Linked DNA regions of Homo sapiens: regions 1 and 3 are each linked to region 2. The links are chromatin loops, found by intact Hi-C in ENCODE. Cell type or tissue: Caco-2. All regions are shown on one strand.

The links. A loop is a pair of places that touch in the nucleus more often than their neighbours do. Peaks named below come from ENCODE experiments on the same cell type or tissue, not always from the same donor. Only the 100,000 strongest peaks of a DNase experiment are listed, where the experiment ranks them.
Region 1: a loop joins it to region 2, with 4 times the contacts of the local background. A loop is called at or near these places in 3 of 110 quality-filtered maps.
Region 3: it touches region 2 in a loop (6-fold over the local background); 3 of 110 quality-filtered maps call a loop at or near these places.

Annotation. Positions count from the first base shown.
Region 1 is chr12:24,615,245-24,617,744 of GRCh38, reverse strand. It overlaps LOC105369698 (a long non-coding RNA gene), which reads left to right. Exons shown (of 3, transcript XR_001749046.2): 2 at 1-142; 3 at 240-2,388. Among named protein-coding and RNA genes, the nearest start is that of LINC00477, 32 kb to the right of the region's middle. In Caco-2, no CTCF peak of the experiment used is centred here; DNase peaks (open chromatin) are centred at 1,544 and 1,634; H3K4me3 peaks cover 595 bases.
Region 2 is chr12:24,562,819-24,565,318 of GRCh38, reverse strand. No RefSeq gene overlaps it. Among named protein-coding and RNA genes, the nearest start is that of LINC00477, 20 kb to the left of the region's middle. In Caco-2, no CTCF peak of the experiment used is centred here; DNase peaks (open chromatin) are centred at 1,178, 1,538, 2,188 and 2,358; H3K4me3 peaks cover 1,809 bases.
Region 3 is chr12:24,778,056-24,780,555 of GRCh38, reverse strand. No RefSeq gene overlaps it. Among named protein-coding and RNA genes, the nearest start is that of BCAT1-AS1, 41 kb to the left of the region's middle. In Caco-2, CTCF peaks have their summits at 1,235 and 1,436 (motif pointing right); no DNase peak of the experiment used is centred here.

The DNA.
Region 1 (2,500 bases), 52 kb before region 2:
TGGAGTTTCTTTGAATTGAGAAGCCCCCCAGGGATGCCAGAGGAGAAGGGAAAGGAAACAAACCTGACTCACCACCGTCTAGTTAGGTTACAGTTTAAAGTGAGTAACGAAGCTGTGTGACCAGCAGCGTGACCTTCAGCTGGTAAGTGCTCCTCGTGGATTTACAGTTAGGAGCCTTTTAATTCATGTTCTAGTCTTGTCCAATATAGGACTTAATTAATCCCTCTGTCTTTTTGCAGCCTAACTTGGAACAATAAAATGAAACAACTTCTGGAGATGCTATATGGCTTTAATTCCATAGATCCATGGTTTGCTAAATCTCAACATTCAAATATATTAATGTTAACCTCTCTGATTGATACTGTTTTTTGGGGTGGTGATTATTTTTATATATGTCTATACAAATCTGGTGTTATTGTCTGTATAACTTTTATTAATTCATGCTATTTTCACTCTGACATGGTCTCACTATTTTAAAAGGGAAAGTGCTGAAGAGTTTAGAATAATGTTTTTTTCCCCTTGGCTCACAATAAAACCAATGTGAAAGAAGGGATACAATCTTGCCCTAAATAATTATATTGGCTAAGGTCCAGTTAGGTGAAGAATATTAGTTCCTAATCATTCAAATGGCAAGAATTTCTTCTTCACTCAGCTGCACAGGCTGGAGTTCAGTTTCCTTGGAAGGGAATTTGTATTAGTATCATGTTTTAGGAGCATCCATTATTTTCAGATAGAATTACCTGAATGTAAATAATTCCAATGGAGAGACAGAAAAATAGCAATGTATGAATACTGAAGTTTAGGAATAGTCAATCTCCATTTTCTCTGGATTCGGTAACAATCTATGCTTATGATCAGTATACCTCAAGGGAGATTAGTAATATTTATTGAACTTTCAAAGTGCTTGGGAGTGATGGTCAGAGGAGAAGCTGAGAACATGATTCCTGCATTCGAGTGTCTTTCTTAAAAAAATATAAGATCTGTTGAGGTTGCTCCACGTATTTTCATTCGATATGATAGTGTCCTAGAAAGCTATATGTAAATTTATGGTTCTGCAGATTAAATCTGGTTTTCTTATTTTGTTTCAACAAAATCTTCTTACCTGCTTTACATTTTTATTTGTCGGTCCAAGCAGATTCATTAAGGTTTGAGAATCCAGTGATAGAAAATTGTTGCAAAGTACATGAAACAAGTACTTCATCACAGTTCTCCCAGTTCTGAGAGGTATGGTGGGCTTAAAAAGAAATACAGACCTGTTCTCAGTTTGCTTCAGAAAACAATCTTGCACTAAGTAAACCACCCATTTCACATTTCTCAAATCCAGTGTTTGCTCAGTTTGTTTTGTTGACACTAGGCATAATCCTCTCCATGGGTAAGCTGTTGAGAAGTCCCTCTAGGTGAGCGAGCTGCTCCCTGCCATCTTCTAAGTGATTGCTTCTTCTCTTACTGCAGCTCACTGTGGCTGTGATCATGGCTCTCACCTCACCAAGAGAAACTGCCTGAGCTGTAGCAACCAAAGTTGGGACAGGAGTACAGTTAGTACCACTTTCCCCAAAAGATGGGACACCCACTATGGATTCATGAACTCCTCCTTATGTCAGAACGCAGATTATAAAACTGAATATCTTGTAAGGGCACCACGCTGTGTGCTAGGATGTAGATTCCTTCTCACTGACTCAGGGAGGACATTCTCTCTCTTTTTACTTATGATAAGAAAGGTATGCCTGGCCTATATTGCAAAACTTCCATGCCTGTATAAAGGGCATTCCCACTTTTTTCAGTTTAGTCTTCCACTGAGGGACAAAAGATTCTGAACAAGATCAAGGGGATAAGGCTGCACGGAATTCTCAAAGCTTCAGCTTTCACAAGTAGCACCTAAGGTTGCTGAATTCTATGTTAGTTTTATTTTTAATTTTTAAGGAACCTCTGTATTGTTTTCCATAATAATTGTATCAATATAAAATCTTACCAAGAGTGTACAAGGGTTCCCTTTTCTCTACATCCTAGTCCATACTTGTTGTCTTTTGTCTTTTTGAGAATAGCCATTTTAACAGATGACATAAAATCTCATTATGGTTTTGATTTGCAGTTTCCTGACGATTAGTGATGTGAAGAATTTTTATCATATACAGGGCCTCCTCGACTTATAATGGAATTCTCTTCCGATAAATTCGTCGTAAGTTGAAAATATTGTGACTTGAAAATGCTTTTAATACATGTAATCTGCCAGACATCATAGCTTAGCTTCGTCTACCTTAAATGTGATCAGAACACTGACGTTAGCCTTCAGTTGGGCAAAATTATTTAACACAAAGCTTATTTTATAATAAAGTTATTATAAAGAATTTCACATCAAAATTCAAAATTCTAAGTACAGTCTCTACTGAATGTGTATTGCTTTTGTACCATCATAAAGTTGAAAAATCAAAAGTTGAACCATTGCAAGCTGGGACTGTCTTGCACTTGTTAGCCATTCGTATGCCTGTTTTTGAGAATTCTA
Region 2 (2,500 bases):
TGTAAATGACAATCCCTTTTCAAACGTTAAGTATGTTCATATAAGTAGTAGCGAGAGGCAACTTGTTTTGTAGTTGGGCCCTGTTTGCTTCTTGCACAGTATTTAAGGAACTGGGCCTGACATAGTAATAGCTAACTTTGTAAAGCAACTACATATGTACTATGAGAATAAACCATTCAACAAACAACAACAACGACAACAACAACAACAACAAAAAGAGAAGAAACCATTCAACATACACTGGGAACTCTTAGAATAAAAGTAACACTTAAATTTAAGGTGGAGTACGATCATCAACGAATTCTTATGCCATATGTGCAAGTGGCTCTGATGTGAAACTTGCATGGTAGAGAAAATGTAAGGAAAGGAAACATATAGGAAATGTGTTTCATGCACACACACACACAATTTTTTCACACAGTTGATGAAGCTACATTGAACCAGCAATTTGAATATTATTATTATCCATCTCTCTCATTAAATACTTAGGAACACATAGTAAAATTGCTTAAGGATGGACATTTAGATTGCCATATCCAGAGTTATATCCAAGCAGCAAATGATTGCACTGCTTATAAATTCTAGGCAGATGATAATTTAAAGTCCCCACGAAAGCCCTGAGCTTATTTGATTGTTCTCTTAATTACTGGGCTCTATGCTATCAAATATTTGTGTAAGAGGAAGCTTTTCTTTGTGGGAGTGGATAATAGCTGTGCTTACACTTTGAAATTTTTGCCTTGAGTTATTAAGATTTACATTTCTCACTTTTGTTCCAGGGAAAGGTGTTTAGCCGTTTTTAGAAAACAGGTACCACATAATCAATCATCAAACACCCGGGAAAGTTTCCGCCCTTGACAAGTGTAAAATCTCAGGTATTAGCAACCCACCTCCAGAAACAAATCTACCAAGGGTGGAAAGGGGTAGAAAGGATGTCTCACTTTCCTAGGTGAATATATTGTGATTGGTATGTGTGGCATGCATTGAGAAATTACATTTGCTTACTAACTGCCGTTTAGAAATCAGCCCGAAAAAGTCTGGGAGAGATCGCCCAGAGACAGCCAAGCCCCGAGCCTCGCTCCCAAGCTCCTCCGGAGTCCTGCTCTTCTAGGCGCGTGAAGAATAAATAGAGTCTGGTCATTGATCTCCTGATGGTGTTGTTGCACTCTGGGTAATGCTGGGGGTGCCCAGGGACGCGGCGCAGTCCATGGTTGCGCGTCTGCAGAGAATTACAGAGATGGGGACAGAGAACACGCACCTCGGCATAAAAGCAAAAGGAGAGAAGGCTACAGCGAGGAAAAGAAACGTGTTGCTCGAATTGTTTCCTTAGTCCCCTTTCCATCACCCCCTTCCCAACACGCAGCCACCCCCGTGAATGCTCTCCCTTCCCCCTGCTCTTTTCTGGACACTAGCTCTGGGAAGATCACTGTCAGGAACCCCCGCCCCCGCCCCACCCTGGTTTGAGATTTAATAGGATTTTTTTCCCCTGGCAAACCGGCAGCTGTTTTAAGTCAATGAAAGTAAGATTAGAAGAGATAAGCGCCGGAGCAGCCCGGGAGCTGTCAGAGCACACACTTAAATCAGCCCCACAGCTTCTGCTCAGGGCATCACCGACGGAGTTTCTTCTGATGGGGATGGGACTCTGAGGGTCTCTCTCGGCTCCACGCGCCCACTCAAGTGTCGCGGCAGAAAGAGTCGGAGCCCAGCGCCCAGCCTTATTTCTCCCTAAATATCACTAAATTTCATTCCCTGGTTCTTGGGCATTGGGTTGGGGTGTGTGTGTGTGTCTGTGTGTGTGTGTGTGTGTGTGTGTGTGTGTGTGTGTGGTGATTTTTTTTTTTTTTTTGGCTTCGCTTAACACAAAACCAAACCAGTTCAACCACCCCGGAGGCAGAGATGAGAGCGCCTCAAAACTTTTTTCCCCTACCCCAATCTCCGAGGAGTAGGTGGGTGCACAGTGCCGGCGGCGGCGGGGACGCGCGGCGCGGAGCCTGGCTCTGGGAGGCAGTGGCCGCTTCAGCAGCCGAACCTCTCGCGGCTCCAGCCTCCGCGCCCAGCAGCCCGCGGCTCGCCTCCCGGAAAGGTTCCACGGACCCCGCAGCCCCCCGCGCGCGCCCTCCCTGCCGGCCCGACCGCCTGACCACTGGACTAGGGGGCCGGGAGGGGCCAGGTCCTGGGCGCAGAGCAGCGGCTGAGGCTCAGGCGCCGGGAAGAAGTTGACAAAGGGACTTGACTAAACATGAATGCGTATTTATAGATGCGAGCTCCATCGAGATCTAGAGATATCCCGCTCTCCCTGGCTCCTTCCACTCCTGCCATTTCATTTTTATCGCTCCTTTAAGTGGAGGGCAGATAAAAAAAAAATTCCTGCACGGTGTGGGTAATCGCCGCGTTATTTACAATCTAGTTACTCTGCAGCAGACGGGGAAGAAAACTCTGGGGCTCCTTCCCTTCGGATGGATAGAGAGGGCGGCCGGGCGGCGAGCTGCAAGAAGGAGGTCAG
Region 3 (2,500 bases), 220 kb before region 2:
AGACAGGGTCTTGCTCTGTCACCCAGGCTGGAGTACAGAGGTGCAATCAATCATAGCTCACTGAAACCCCAAACTCCTGGGCTCAAGTCATCTTCCAGCCTCAGCCTCCTGAGTAGCTGAGGTGTATACCAACATAATGGGTTAATTTAATTTTTTTTTTTTTTTTTTTTGTAGAGACAGGGTTTCACTATATTGCCTGGGCCTGTGATGAACACCTGGCCTCAAGAGATCCTCCTGCCTCAGCCTCCAAAAGCTCTGTGATTACAGGTGTGAGCCACCATGCCCAGCAATAATTTTTTTTTTTTGCCTCTGTTCTGTACTAAATTCTCTTACTCTAATTTAATAAAACAAGTGATTGATATCTTCAGTGTGATGATTCGTGTTGTATAATGCAGCATTTTGATACTCAAGCAAACCCATTATATTAAGAGGAAAAGATGGTGCCTTCTGGGCATGTAGGGAGCAATGTGTTTGGAGAGATTTAGAAACACTTGATGATCTCAATATCAGCTCAATCACTGTTTTCATTCCTTTTTCAAAAACAGTACATTAAATATACTTATTTTCTGAATAAAAGCAAACACAGCCCTGAAGGATGAATATCTTTCAACTGAAAGTGAAGGCACGCAAATACATACCCACTCAGAAAAACCACAAACTCATGGGAACTGAACATTTAATGCTCTGAAATTCTAAGACCACAGACTAGAAATATAGATAATGACAGGACTATCAAGGGGACGAAACATAATGTCAAGAAGACATCTCACTTCCGTCTAGGTAAGTGACTTCTTAATCTCTTCTAAGCACAGTTCAAGACTTTTCCTGAAAGCCTCCTCCACCACTCAAGGGCCAGTCCAGGAAGACATCGCTCCTCTACAGGTAAAAAGAAGGAATCACGGGAAAGACAATATATTTGCACAGTGACTACCCCAAATCACTGTTTATTCTGAGCACAACTGTTTTCTACTTGGGCTCTTAATTTAGTGAAATTAATGTTCAAAGAGACTAAATCATGTGACTAAAAAGAAATACAAGTCATTAAGGGCCACACACACATGAAGAAAGATATGCTTTAAAAATTACAATTAATTTGTAAAATCTACTTAAGGAAAGGAGAAACCAAAGCTGTGATTTCCTATTGAAGAATCAGGGAACTGGCAACAGTTTTAATTTTCAGCAGCGTCATAAAACAGGAGAGCATTTTATTGTAAATCCAATGTTGTGGGCAAAATGTTTCCACAAGCAAATATTAGAAATTTATAGAAATTATTTACGTTGTATTTGTGCGCTTCATAGGAGCAGCGTGAGGAATTATGTGTGATGAGTGGTAAAAGTGAAGTAGGGTGGGAGGGGGTAGGGGTGCAGAGATAAGATGGCCAATGGATGAGGCTGGTATCTAAGGGCTTATAAGAGATCAGTTTCATTTAAAACTGACTCAAATGACCACCAGAGGGACTCCAAAGTTCACTCATTGATTCTATACTTCAGGCAAGAACTGTTTTAGAAGATTCATACATGGTGTACTCATACACCATGCTAAATAGTTAAAATATAGATAAAACACAGCAATAGGTGTTAACCATTAATTCAGGGAAAGAAACTCAGTTGCTTAAAATTGAGAGCTTTCAAAGATCAATAGTGAGGGTAAGAAAAAACCCCAATAATCATCAATGAGAGATTTGTTAAATAGCTAAATTTGGTCTGTGTTCCCTGCTAACGATCTAAGACACTGTTAGGCAGGCAGGGTTTTATTTCTCTGGATTTTCAGTGTCTCTGTTCTGCCAGAAGATGTTGCTCCAATATAGCTAGGCTTTGGAGGACAAAGTAATGTGGCATGAAATGTGGGCAGACTGGGTAAAAATGTAAACTGTGCAAGTGTGTAGAATTAAGGCACAAAGATATCCATTATATGGGGAAAAGAGGGCCTTACTGTAGTATGTGTCCTCACTATAAATAGTTTAGCAAAATGTAAACATGAAATATTTCCCCAGTGATATTTGCAGCCACATAAACAGTAGCCCTACTTTTCTTTTCATTAAATCTCATTTCTTAATAAAGGGACTTCTGTAGGGTAAAATCTGGGCAAAACTGAATGATCTGTAACTTTTTTATAACCAAGTATAGTATACATAGAATAAAAACTGGAATTTAAAATCAGCAGTTTTCTTTTTTCTTTTCTTTCTTTCCTTTTTTACAAACACAGCTTTGCTTTAATGTATAAAATCCCATATGTTATAGAAACAACCACAGTGGGTACATTAAGGAAGACAAACTAACAAAGGATTAAGGAAAATGGAATACAGTTCTCTTTTCCATAGAAGTAGGGTTTCTTCTGATATTAGCAAGCAAAATTCAAACTGAATACTTCTTTTAAAAATCTTATGTATAGTCATTCAAAATTTTAAACCTGATTATTAAAAAGAATGTCTTTTAACTGAGTTAAAATGCGATTTCACTCACACTTAATCCAGAATATATTAATTTTACTTTCAAAATT